Regions from separate parts of the Homo sapiens genome. Here region 2 is linked to region 1. A link is a contact called in ENCODE Hi-C or POLR2A ChIA-PET data. All regions are on one chromosome and are shown on one strand. The core of a region is the stretch at or near the end of the contact, and the rest is flanking DNA. Distances in the headings are between cores, read along the strand shown. Region 1 overlaps PBX1 (PBX homeobox 1). Region 2 overlaps PBX1 (PBX homeobox 1).

Evidence for each region. A loop is a pair of places that touch in the nucleus more often than their neighbours do. ChIA-PET counts read pairs that join two places held with the same protein, here RNA polymerase II (POLR2A). Pooled maps may share reads with other maps.
Region 2: a loop to region 1 is called in a map of PC-9, with 6 times the contacts of the local background. The contact joins two enhancer-like sites. A Hi-C loop is called at or near these places in 13 of 168 maps with a recorded cell type or tissue (A673, K562, PC-9 and 8 more) and 6 of 50 pooled maps. POLR2A ChIA-PET finds 5 or more read pairs at or near these places in 5 of 52 experiments (A673, GM10248, HEK293T and 2 more).

Annotation. Positions count from the first base shown.
Region 1 is chr1:164,705,886-164,712,909 of GRCh38, reverse strand. The region is part of intron 2 of PBX1 (PBX homeobox 1); the gene reads right to left. Among named protein-coding and RNA genes, the nearest start is that of PBX1-AS1, 65 kb to the left of the region's middle. Within about 2 kb of position 4,802, at least 19 of the 41 ENCODE cell types and tissues checked have a DNase peak (open chromatin) inside an H3K27ac peak, as active enhancers do; they include PC-9, gastrocnemius medialis and sigmoid colon, where a contact is called at or near this core.
Region 2 is chr1:164,745,490-164,752,165 of GRCh38, reverse strand. The region is part of intron 2 of PBX1 (PBX homeobox 1); the gene reads right to left. Among named protein-coding and RNA genes, the nearest start is that of PBX1-AS1, 26 kb to the left of the region's middle. RefSeq lists enhancers at 3,386-3,905, 3,038-4,237. Within about 2 kb of position 3,590, at least 10 of the 41 ENCODE cell types and tissues checked have a DNase peak (open chromatin) inside an H3K27ac peak, as active enhancers do; they include PC-9, gastrocnemius medialis and sigmoid colon, where a contact is called at or near this core.

The DNA.
Region 1 (7,024 bases), core at 3,553-6,052:
TTAGACAGAAAGCAAAAGTCAGTCCCTAGAGCAGGAGAGAATGTGGAAAGAGACCAGTCTTTCAGAACCGCACACCTATGCCTGCCTGCCTAGGTGGAAAGTCCAACTGCACGGAGACGCTGAACGGAACAGGCAACGGGCCCACACACCAGGCCAGGAAACAGTCACTTCCCTTCCTTTGTCTCCTAAGACCTGCACGTGTTTTCCCTCATTTGAAGGGAGCCCGGAGCACTGGAAGCTGGGCTGACCCTCTGCCTCTCATGGTGATTAACATCCCCCTCCACCTCACTCTGACCCCCAAGGGGGCACACATTACTATCCACCCCACCTCCTGCCTCTGTGCCTTCCGATATCAACCGGGAAAGGAAAATCTAAAAATAAAGCCAGGGCCAGAGTGTGTACCACTCGATTGGGCTCCTGTGCTCACAGATCTGCTTATTTTGGCCTATCTCTCCCGAGCGATAAGGCTGCTAACAGCCTGTTATCAGCCAGTCGGTGAAAATGTGCTCCAGCCTGATTAGGCCTCAGTCTTTGCCAAGGTTATAAACAGCCGTTATCGTTTTCCCGAACAGAATAATCCGGACAGTATCAGCTCAGAAACATATGGGCCACACAGAGAAGATAGCCGCTGACGGACACTTCATTTTAATTGTAACGAGTGGGTAGCAGCAGCCTGCAGACAGCAGACAGAGAGCTGCCCGACTGGCAGTGGGGCTTTTTTTTTTTTTTTTTAATCTCTTCTTCCTTCCCTGGGTTCCAACGCCTAAGCTGCTTTGATATTCTGGGTGGCATAATGAAGTGGCCCCTCCCCCAGATGTTACCAGTCACCAACCATGACCCTTCCCTGCAAGGCAGATGGGACCCTTCTGATTCTCTTACGGTGGGGGGGTTTGAGGTGGGGGGGCACACAAAAACCAACAACCAGCAAAGGGGAACCACTACAGCTCTCCCTACTCTTCAGACAAAATTCAGTCTCAGTAACCTGTCCTGTCACCCCACCCTGCTCTCAGCCCCCACGGCCATGCTTCTTAAAGACCCTCGGCCTGTGAAGGCCACATTTCAGTGTCCGGCAGACGGCAGGCTTTCAGCACACGATGGCTGAATACTTACGAATGGGGCATTTATAGCACTTCCTTCAGCCTTCCACATGTACACATATACATCAGGCAAGATTAAGCTTGCAGGGAACAAGCCCACGCATGTGGGATTTTGTGTTCTGAAAGCAATTTCCAAAATCTCCGCTCTCCCAATGCTCTTTCATGAGATTCATTCCTCAGGCTTGACACAGAAAGCCAACTGACTGGTGTGAGGCAAGTAGGAAGGTAGACACGACAAAAAGAGAAAACTAGCCGGGCGCAGTGGCTCACGCCTGTAATCCCAGCACTTTGGGAGGCCAAGGCATGTGGATCACGAGGTCAGGAGATCGAGACCATCATGGCTAACATGGTGAAACCATGTCTCTATGAAAAATACAAAAAATTAGCCGGGCATGGTGGCGGGCGCCTGTAGTCCCAGCTACTCGGGAGGCTGAGGCAGGAGAATGGCGTGAACTTGGAAGGCAGAGCTTGCAGTGAGCCGAGATCGCGCCACTGCACTCCAGCATGGGCGACAGAGCAAGACTCTGTTTCAAAAAAAGAAAAGAGAAGACTGATGATTGAAGTTTTGGTGAAAGGGTCACCTGTCTGCTTCTGGGTCAGCAGAGGTCTTGGTTGCTGACAACTAGGCCCTGGTTCACTGCTGTTGGTACAAAGTCAGCAGCCACCCTGTTCTTTCATAGGGTGATGTATTTTCCCCCCTCAAATGTTACCATAAACAGAGTGGTAAGAAATGAGCAGAAGAAAAAAAGAGAAAGGGTTGACAGCAAGAAGGTACAAGATGAAGAGTGCATCTCTCCCTGCATTGAGCAGCAGATGCACTCTGTGTTGCCCCTATTGTTGCTAGACTAAGGTTCACGCCTGGCTGGCCAGATGGGGTCAACAACAGCAGGTGGGACTTGGAGGAAGGTAAGCCATCACGCCCTGCCTTGCACTTAGTCATCCCTGTTCATCCTTCTCATCAATATTCATGTTTCACAATATTTCAAATAATTAAATATCCTCAACTTGTTCTTCTTTTCCTGATCCTCTTCTCTATTTTACTCCCCTCTCTCCTCCTTAAACCCTCAAGGCTTTTCTCCGTTTTACCAAAGAAAGCCAGCACCGCCAGGCGTGGTGGTTCACACCTATAATCCCAGCACTTTGGGGGGCCAAGGCGGGCAGATCACCTGAGTTCGGGAGTTTGAGACCAGCCTGACCAACATGGAGAAACCCCGTCTCTACTAAAAATACAAAATTAGCCAGGTGTGGTGGTGCATGCCAGTATTCCCAGCTGCTTGGGAGGCTAAGGCAGGAGAATCGCTTGAACCCAGGAGGTGGAGGTTGCAGTGAGCCGAGATGACGCCATTGCACTCCAGCCTGGGCAACAAGAACAAAACTCCATCTCAAAAAACAAAAAGGAAAAAAAAGAAAAAAACCAGCACCTTCCACTGCCTGCCTACACGCTCAATATATTCAATGGCATTGAAGACATCCCCCAGTTTAAATTCAACATCTGGAGTCTTTCTTATAAGAAAGAAAAAAACTGAAAAGAGAAAATGGAAAAACGGTATATGAATCTAAAAGAAATTCCCTCTGATGTGTGATGCTGCTGCCTCCCTCTTCTTTTGACATCAGTTTCAAATTCTGCAGAGAAAGGATGATGTTGCTTTGCCCACGAAGAAACAGTCACAATAGGTAATACTCACTGAACACTGGTGTATGTGTCAGACACTGACCTAAGCATTCTACATAAATTTGCTCATTTAATTCTCAAAACAAGTCTATGATTCACACCCAGGTGGGCTGCTCACTGCTGCATCTATGCAATTCTAGGGACTCCTGGGCCTCACACCCAGGGAGCACCCTTTCCCAGCAGCCTGAAGAGGCCTGTGTCAGCTTGGCCACCCACCCCATCTCCATGCTTTCCTTCTGCAGATTAACAGGGACTGGATGCAGACAGCACTCCGGACCCGAGACGACTTCTGGTATTTCACTGTCAAGTGAAAATTGAGTCCGTGGTAATGTTCCTGCAATAATATCAAATTCAAAAGGGAAAGATGACGGAAATTCTGCTGCCAGCTGAAAGGAGCCTGAGGCACATTTTTGTTTTAATTCTTTTTTTCATGGCTTTTCAACACCTGCCTTCGCTCTTCCACTTTCCCAACAAAATATAGTTTAGGTTGCCTTGCAGTATTAATAAGAGACTGGCCAGCAGACCTATGCAAGAAATTGCAGTGGGTGGTCTGCGTGAAATGTCTTGGTGGTCTTAAACTCGGTCCTCTGACAAAGTTCAAGGTTACAGTGGTCTTTCCCGAGTTGCCATCAGAATCTGAAAATATCCTGGAAACATGAGAATCCCCCGCTGAACTCATGAGTTGGCTCAGCAGTTGTTTATTCAACTTAAAGTGTTTTTCCCCCTTTTTCTATTTTTGTTTTCTTATGCTTTCTGTTTCAATGGACCCAGCTTTGTCCTTGCACAATTTCGAGTGAACAAGACTAGAGGATTTCCTGAAATAAGCAACTGGGCCTATTTCTCCAGCGGTCCTGCTTCCCATTTTGTCCATGGCCACCTTCTGCTGATCAGCTTCCACTTTCTTAGAAAGAAGACTAGCTTGCTCAGAGTTACACAACAGAGACAAATGGAGCCTTGAGAGTAGCAGATAGACAAAAGTGACCAACAAAGTTAGGTGTGCTGCAGCCTTCCTGTGTCTGCCACGTCACTGACATTATGAAGTAGCAGGCCCCATGAGTACCGTGACTACTTCTCAGAGTATCTATGGCACCACTGCCATCGCTGATTTGCTGGGGTGTCTCCGCGGCTGTGTGTACACCTCAAGGACTAGGACACTGTCTTCCTCTAGTCAGTATCCCCAGCACCTACCATGGTACCTGGCATACAGTCAGCACTCAATAAGTAGTGCTTAAAATGAAGAAACAGATTCAGTGCAAACCTGCTCAAATGGGTGTTCAAGGCCAAGTATTTTGGAGATAGCCTAGATTCAAACTTGGCATTTTCTAACTTTGTCTTGGTTACTTCTTTAGCCTCAGTTTCCTTATCCCTAAAATGGGTATAATATAATCACAGTACCTGTGCCATATATTTGTTGTAAAGATTGTATATGTTGATGGATGCAGCCGGAGGCCATTATCCTAAGTGATTTAACGCAGAAACAAAAAATCAAATACTGCACATTCACACTTACAAGTGGGAGCTAAACAATGGGTATACATGAACGTAAAGATGGCAACAATAGATACTGGGGTTTCCAAAAAGGAGGAGGGAGGGAAAGGGCAAGGGCTGAAAAACACTCTCTTGAGTGCTGTGTTCATTATTTGGGTGAGGGATTCAATAGAAGCCCAAACCCCAGCATTATATAATATGCCTATGTTAACAAACCTGCATATGTACCCCCCTGAAACTAAATTAAAAGAAAAGAAAATATTTTTTTTAAAAAAAGACTATATATGTGTAAAGCACTTAGCCCAGCTCCTGACACATAACAGTCATCTGATAAATATTTCTTACTTAGGAATGACCATCTCTCACTCATCTCTATCTGCCCCTTACACAGCTACTACAGTAGTCAACCTCTCTTACCAAAGAAAAGGCTGCGTGCAGTCCAGGAACTCTGGTTCCTATCCCTGCTTTACTAGGATTCCAGCAGTCACTTAGTCACTCTGCCTCGCTCTGCTTCTGTGGCCTGCATCAGGCTGAGGTCACTCGGCCTCACCTAACTGACTTGCAGGTTGGCTACGAGACAGCATGGCCTACCAGATGGGGACAGGTGTGGAAAAGCAAAATCCAGGCCATCAAATCTGCTGTAAGTCATGCTCCGGCAAAGCCACTTGAAGTCTAGCCTGCCATGGACCTTGCTGCATGCCTCAGGGTGCCTCAGCTCTCTCGGGCTCTGCCAATGCTCTTGCCTTAATGCAGGGCTTCTAATCAAGATAGCGCAATCGAAAGCATTTGCTTGGTTCTTAGTCCTCACAGTGATCTCTATTTAGTGGGAAATTAAACCACTTTAAGGGGCTAACACCCAGACAACCTATAATGCCATTTCACTCAGACAAGGCTTCCCCATCTGGGAGCAGCACGTTTTCTTTCCTCTTCCTCCCACTGTCCCTCCAGTCTCCTGGGTTTTTATCTTCCTTTCCTTTTCTTTTCCCTTTTCCCAAAAAGGGTGTCTTGGCTTGGCGACTCTTAAACCCAGCTGCATTCCCGAGACAAGCTCTTAAGCATAAATTCATTCCAGCATTGGGTTCTTCTTATTCTCTTTCCTTCCTCTCACTATGTAGCTGGAGTGAATTCATAAACAGTTACAGTGGTTTTAGCACCAGGGCCTTGTATGAGACAGGATTACAGGGGATTCAGCACTTTCTCTCTCTCTCTCTCTCTCTCTCTCTCTCTCTCTCTCACACACACACACACACACACACACCTCAGTGGTGTTAGTCTCATTAGCCACAATACTGTTCTAATCTCTCCCATCTCTAGATTTGCCCTACCCCTGGCTTACTCAGTGCTCTCCTTCCTGGCCTCCTGTGGAAATACTGCCAAATAAAATAACAAAATATTCATATGGTAAGGCACGTTAAAACCTTGGGAAGATTTAAGCCAGGGCTTCATGTCACAGACGCTCCCTCCCATAATCTGTATTCCAATCTCGATGCCAGCGGAGCTGTGATCAGAATATCCAAGGTCTCATAAAAGATTCAGGGCTTACTGACTTCCCTGACATTTGCTGTTTCATGTTGTTCCTGCTCACTCCCTTTCAGCCTCCAGAGCCCACAGTCCCTTTCAACTCACCACTACAGATGGCAAACTGGCCAAGACCATCCACTAACTCAGGACAAACACAGGTCCTAAATCTTCCCTGGGAATTTAGCTGGGACTAGGAAGGGGTTTTCAGTTCTTTCAGTGGCTTCTTTTGTTTGACTAAAGGTTTATTTTTCTGTAATTGCATGCCTGCTGCCTCATCCATGGTACCTGGAAGTGGGACTTTGAAACCCAGGAAGTTAACAAGACTTCAGCAAGATTCCCCCACTTAGCTATGAGTGCTTTTGAGGGTAGGGTTATGTGTGCCTGACTCAGACTGTTTAAATCTTCCTGGTTCTCACTGTTACTTAAATTAGAGACTGTGTTATTTAACCTTGTAAAGCACCAAGGCTATAATTTGTAGAGAAGACAGTTCACCAAATAGGGGCTATGCATATTGTCATATGTTCAAAAAAAGGTATATCATATATATGTGACTGCATGAATCCAGGCAGGACACAGCTATCATACATATCACCATACTAGAATGGACATTAGTAGTTTAAAAACTCTAACAAGATATATTATGATTTAAGGAAACCGTGCATAACTAAAGGGGTGATTGTGAATAGATCTTATGACTTACTAGGAGGATTACAATGGATATCCTAGCCAGACTCCACTAGTGGATTCTAATATGATTTGCTTTCCAATCATATAATTCATGCACAGCTTATCAGAAAGACATTTAGTGAATAAAGGAAGTCACACCATACTTCTTAAGGCATGGTCTAAAAGGAAACACAAAAGGAAACCTCTGCCCTGCCTACAGAAGTTTCCAGAGGAGCCCAGTGACCCACAGAGATGGCAAGAAGAGGTGAAAAGACACACAGTATATGGCTAACACCGCTCAGCCATCAGAGGTCATAGGGGCAAAAGAGAATGGTAGTTCCACTGAATAACAGAATTGAGACATTTTCAAGATACTCCTTAGTAAGTCACAAGTGTCTAGATTTTTTTTATATCAACCATAGAATTCCAAAACTCAGCAATCAAAAACCAAAAGGCCAATTACAATTTAAGTCCTTTTGAAAACATTTTAGCTTATTTCTGTAAATGCTATGGCCACTAGACAAATTAACACAGAATTCCAGATCAAAGTGCCATTCACACATAGGTACTTGAATAACAT
Region 2 (6,676 bases), core at 2,341-4,840, 40 kb before region 1:
ATCTCCGCTTGTTTGTTTCTTGGTAGCCACGTTAAAATCTCCCTTGGCATTTGAAAGGAAATAGTGTTGGTGACTTTGCCAAACCTATGAATCACACACAGGTACAGACAGCCAGTTTTTAGAAGCAGTGTTTCTCAAATCTTTTGGGCTTGAGACCCCTTTACATTCTTAACAACTATTGAGGACTCCAAATAGCTTCTGTTTATATAGGTCATATTTATCAATATTCATAAATTTGAGACTAAAGAATTTTTTAATATTAATTCATTTAAAAGCAATAAACTGGCCGGGCGTGGTGGCTCATGCCTATAATCCCAGCACTTTGGGAGGCCGAGGTGGGCAAATCACCTGAGGTGAGGAGTCTGAGATCAGCCTGGCCAACATGGTGAAACCCTGCCTCTACTAAAAATACAAAAATTAGCCAGGCGTGGTGGCAGGCGCCTGTAACCCCAGCTACTCGGGAGGCGGAGGCAGGAGAATCACCTGAACCCAGAGGCAGAGGATGCATTGAGCCAAGATTGCCCTATTGCACTCTAGGCTGGGCGACAGAGCAAGACTCTTGTCTCAAAAAAAAAAAAAAAAAAGGGGGGCAATAAACCCATTACATTTGAACATAAATAACCCATGTCTATAAAAAATGTTTTTGAAACAAATATATTAGTGAGAAGAGTGAGTTTTACATTTTTACAAATCTTTTTAAGGTCTGACTTAAAAGAAGATGGCCAGATTCTCTTGTTTCTGCATTCAGTCTGTGACAATATTACATGAAGCCTGTGGAAAACTCCATTGTACACATTCATAAAAGACTGAGAGTAAATAAAGCAAATACCATCTTTTTTTTTTTTTTTTTTGAGACAGAGTCTCACTCTGTCACCCAGGCTGGAGTGCAGTGGCGTGATCTCAGCTCACTGCCACCTCCACCTCCTGGGCTCAAGCGATTCTCCCACCTCAGACTCCCGAGTAGCTGGGATTACAGGCATGCACCACCATGCCCGGCTAATTTTGTATTTTTAGTAGAGATGGGGTTTCACCATCTTGGCCAGGCTGGTCTTGAACTCCTGACCTCAAGTGATCCGCCCGCCTCAGCCTCCCAAAGTGCTGGGATTACAGGCATGAGTCACCGCACCCAGCCTGCAAATACCATCTTAAAATCATTATCAATATACTTTTGACCTCATAGTCTCCCTGGAAATGTTGGGGATCCCTAGACCCTATTTAAAAATTGTTACCTTAGGGGGTTTCAAAATGTTTTAAAGACATAACACAACAGGCCTGAAGTAGCTAAATTTCTCTTTTGCTTCCCCAGCCTCTACCGCTATCATTTTGGCTAATTAACTGATATATAAGCCACTGCCTACAAGTCACAGTGAAGACAAATCTGAATGCAGGCTTTCTGTTCCAGATCTTATGTACTAGTTCTTATAGTACTTTCTAGCCTAGTATATAACATAAGAAATGGTTTTTAAAAAGAACCCACTGAAACAAAGAAAAAGAACAATGAACATTTTTCCCAAGCCTCCTGAAAGCTACTTCTGACTGTCTCTGCCCCCACTGGTGCTAACCAAGGGCAGCTGGACCAGCCAAAGGGTATCAGAATGTTTCAGATAAATTTCATTCCCACTCAATAGGAATAGCTTGCCTAGACACCAACTATGGGTCTATTTTTTCTATTGTGGGCTTAAAAAAAATTTTTTTAAGCTCTGATTGAGAATTTATTTTAGTTGCTAAGAAACTAGTTTCTTATTGTAGTCAGTGAGAGTAAAGATAAAGCAGCTGTCAAAATACTGTGTTATTTTGACAGTAGCCGTATCAGAATCATAAATGATATAGTTTATCTGTATATTTTTACCCTCACTAATGGGGTCTAAATACTATATTCTCAGATATTTCATACATACACAAAGACATATACACATGCATTTTAGTAAGAAAGGCCAACACACAGTTAGCAATGAGCATTCAGGGAATGCACATGTGCATGTACACACACACACACACACACACACACACACACACACACCAACTAGCCCCCAGTTTGAAAGCTCTTTTTTTTTTTCTTCCGATTTTTGGAGTTAGGATCTCACTCTGTCACCCGGGCTAATGTGCAGTATAATCATAGCTCACTACAGCCTTGAACTCATGGGCTCAAGTGATCCTTTTGCCTCAGCCTCCCAAGTAGCTGGGACTATAGGCATGTGCCACCTTGCCCAGCTAATTTACTTTATTTTTGTAGAGACACAGTCTTACTAATGTTGCCCAGGCTGGTCTGGAACTCCTGGGCTCAAGCGATGAATATCTGCATTCATTCAAACCCTCATTCCCACATCCTCTTGATCTGTCAGATGCTGGTAATCACCATCAGACAGGGTGGATCATCTATACGGGCCTGCTTGGTCCACGGTTCTCCTAAGCCATGCACAGTGCTTTGATCAATGACAAATTCATTCTCTCCCTTTTGCTCTGCCTCCCATCCATCCATCCACTCACCCATCCAATCATCCCCCAGCTACTGTACTTCTAAAAAGTTTTTTTGTGGTCAAAGGGTCCAAGCCTTGCTAATAACAGTGGGTTAATCATGTGAAGAATTAAATCTACCAAAAATCTCCAGCAACTCCAAATCAAATACCTGAATATGGACTTTATTTCACTATTATATTGCTGATGAGTGGCATTTGGCAGAATTTGAAGGAGGAGAAAAACAAAAATGTATCATTTTCTTTCTGTGTCTATCCAGGACTGGCTATACTAAATGCTATTCATCATTACTTTCACCTATTTGTAGGGTAATAATACTTAAAACTCTATCTGAGAAATATTAAGCAGTTGTTAAAAATAATTATAAAAAGTAATAAAGTAACAGAAAATTTCTGTATTAAGTTGTAAGATGAATAAGCAAGATATATATTGTTTATGTTCCAATTTTAGCTAGCTAATATATTATATATGCAAATAGATTAAAAACTGAAAGGGGGCATTACTAAAAATGCAATGAGTTGTATATTTGAAGGGCAGGGCTATCAGCTTTTTTTTCCCTTTGTTTTCCAGACTTTCTGTAATGTTTTAATATTGTCCTGTTCATGAAGACAAGGAAGAATATCTCAAAGGGCTTTAGTTATGGTTGATTTTTTTCCTATTCTTGGTAGCTTAGAAAATTTCCCAACCAGGAGTGAGGTCTAGCTATCAATGTCAAGGTGGAAAAAATATGCCAAGAGTGGTGAGCTTGCTCTTTTTGGCTTCCTCCTACATTTCTGATCCCATCTTGGAGTGGAGAAAGATTCCTCCACCCCTCCATCACACACCACTGCTCCTGCCCCAGTGCTCACCCCATCCTAGTCCCATGCGGTTAGGGTGATATGTTCCAGTCTTCATTTGAGGTCTGATGCAATGTGTTGACCTTGCTCCTCAGCTTATCTTGAGTAAGGGATGAATGTCATGGCCATATGCTTCCCATGACCACAATTCTCATTCTCATCAGAGATCCAGGAAAGCTTCCTCTGAATTCAGCCAAACTGCAATGTGTAAACATTTCTGCTGTGAGATTTGAAACTTGCGATAGAAATTCCAAGCCAGAAGCTTCTGCAAAATATGTGAATCACAGGGAAAGAATCTGCTCTTTTCTGATTGACCCTTTTAATGACGTATTATTTAACCTTAGATGATAGAGATCACAGAGCCTGCCGTGACCTCTTCTAATGACTGTTAAGCTGACCTTAGGCAACAAAGCCGGCAGGAATCAGAATTGATTAGGAGGATTTGCTACCTCTTTCCAAAGAGGCCGGATATAGAGTTCTTATTTCCACTTAATTATCTCTTGGCCTCTGATCCACATGACTGCTTCTAGAAGCCAGCAGGAAACGTGAGGCGAGGAAAGTCAGTCGAACCTCAATGAACTGGCTCTCCACGTACCCTGGAGACACACACACCTTTTGTATTGTACAATTACTATTTATGGTGTGACATGATCTTTCTTTATCATGTACTTTTTAATAAAGGATTTGACATACACTATTAGTTTTAACACTTTGCATCTCAAATCCTGCTAGTCTGCTTGTATAATTAGCTGTGGCTTGACAAACAAAAACTCAAAAGCAAAAACACGAATGGTGCCCATACTGTTTATCACAATGGCTAAACTTGATCATTTTGGAGTAAGAATAGTGGGTACACCTCTTTTCATGAACTGCTTGGCATGCATCATTTACTTATGATGCATACTCATGATTTGTGTATAATTGGGAGGTGGATTAAAAAATGTTGCTGTTCTAATTTGTAAACCTTTATCTTCTAGCTCTCAACCTCCAATCTAAACAAAATTCTAAAGCTGTCTAGCCCCAGGATACCCTAGGGCTAGACACAATTCCTCTGTGAATGCATAGATAGCCACTACCTTGGTATCATAGTATCTCAGGTTGAGTCCTAGATTACTTAAGCATCATTAAAGTCCAGCAAATTTTTCTATGAGAGGATTATTAATTATTTTACAGTTGCTCTAACCCTGAGCCTAAGAAGAGACAGCAAGCAAAATCCTGCTTTACTCACTTTTCATGTGGAAACTGGCAAATACTTTCATTTCCAGTGTGCCCGTGGTCATTCAAGATTCAGAGAGACACAGTTACTTCCTTAAGGACACACAAAGTCAATGGCTGTTCTAACCTAAAGTCTATCTAGCAGAACACAAAATATACAGAAACATACTGTTATGTTACATCCATAACAGGCCAAGAATATAAGCATGACCAAAGTTATCTTCTGTGAATAGCTTCAGTCTACCTTTTTGTACTTTGAAATATGTATGTATATAAAATACATACATACATATGTGTGTGTGTGTATATATATATATATACATGATTCATACATATACAGATGCTAAATTTACATAAGTAGGAGAGTTACAAACATAGTACTCTCTACAGCCTAAGCCTATTTTTTTAAAAAAGATCATTCTCAAATTTACTGGTATTTCAAATTTGGAAAAAGGAACTAGCAGTATTTAGTGGTAAGAACACAAATGGTAGAGTCAGAAGATCAGAATTAGAGCTGGTACTCAGCAAATTTTGAGTTAGGTACTCTCTGGAAACTCAATCTGTTTAAGCCTCAATTCCTCACCTGCACAATAGGAACAACAATATCTCCTCAAAGATTTCTGGAGAGAATGAAATGAAAAAATGCAGTGATTTTTCAAAAGAATTTCCTGAAACATGAACTCCTTTCTTAAGATTACTAAGAAGCCCGATATGCAAAAGAGGCCCAAATGGCCCTACATCAGAAGAGTAGGATCTTGTAATAGCTCTTCTGCCAGCAACCCCATCAGCCCTACCCCATGCACTCACTGGAACCATGAGAATCCACTGGAATTCTCTGTAAAACATAGGAGATAATTCACATAAAAGCAATATAAAACTGCTTTATCAAAATGAGGGCTGATAAAAATCGAGATAAGAATAGTTTAGGAAAGGGCCAGGCGTGGTGGCTCATGGCTGTAATCCCAGCACTTTGGGAGGCTGAGGCGGGTGGATCACGAGGTCAAGAGTTCGAGAACAGCCTGGCCACATGAGGTCAAGGGTTCGAGAACAGCCTGGCCAATGTGGTAAAACCCCGTCTCTACTAAGAATACAAAACTTAGCCGGGCGTGGTGGCACATGCCTGTAATCCCAGCTACTCGAGAGGCTGAGGCAGGAGAATCACTTGAACCTGGGAGGTGGAGGTTGCAGTGAGCTGAGATCGTGCCACTACACTCCAGCCTGGGCAACAGAGCAAGACTCCATCTTGAAGAAGAAGAAGAAGAAAAAAGAATAGTTTAGGAAAAAAAGACAACTATTTACCATAGCTTTCTCAAATTACATTTACAATTTTACTACTTGTTACCACTTTTACCTATGAATTTCATGCTAAGCAACTGAGACTTGCGAGTGAGGTACTTCTTATAACTATACCCTATACAGTCTGCACTGAACCTCTTGCATGACCAAGATGCCAAACACAGGAAACATACCTCTACATACTTTGAAACTTAAAAGCTGACTTTTCTAGCTTTTCTTTGGCTGAAGGAAAATTAATTTAACACTTCATTTTGAAATACTTAGAATAGCCATTTAAAAATATACATGTACTAATGTTCTATTATAAAATAATCGTATGCCTCTCTAGGTGATGCCATGGGCCATGTGCGAGCAACAGGTCAGTGACTGTTTGATCATGATATTTACCATGTATGGAGGGGGCCAATAGGAACGATCCTCTAGAGGCACATGACTCAATGATTTAATTCTGGCTGCACTGGGAAGAGTATTTGGAGAATGGAACTCAGCAATGTCAGGTCAGTTACGTTCAGTCATGTATGCATATATGAAGGCACACAGCAGAATTAAGAGACTTTTCTGAAGGCTCTTGGAAAAGTCCTATCGCAGATGGGCTCTCAGCTCTGTTAATGTCCTTATTAGACACTTCAGAGCAGGAGTAAATTCTCTCTGGCAGAAAATGCTTAGAAGCTTTAGCCCAGCCTGTAGCTGGTTGACTAGGTTTATTACTAATTACTATTGAACTGATATTGTTGCTATTACTACTACCTTCTTTGGGTGCTTTAAATTTAGATGATGCAGCTCAATTAGAAGACCTCAAATCACTTTACACAGTTCCTGCGTTGACAAGTGGTGATGTTTAAAAGGTTCATCAT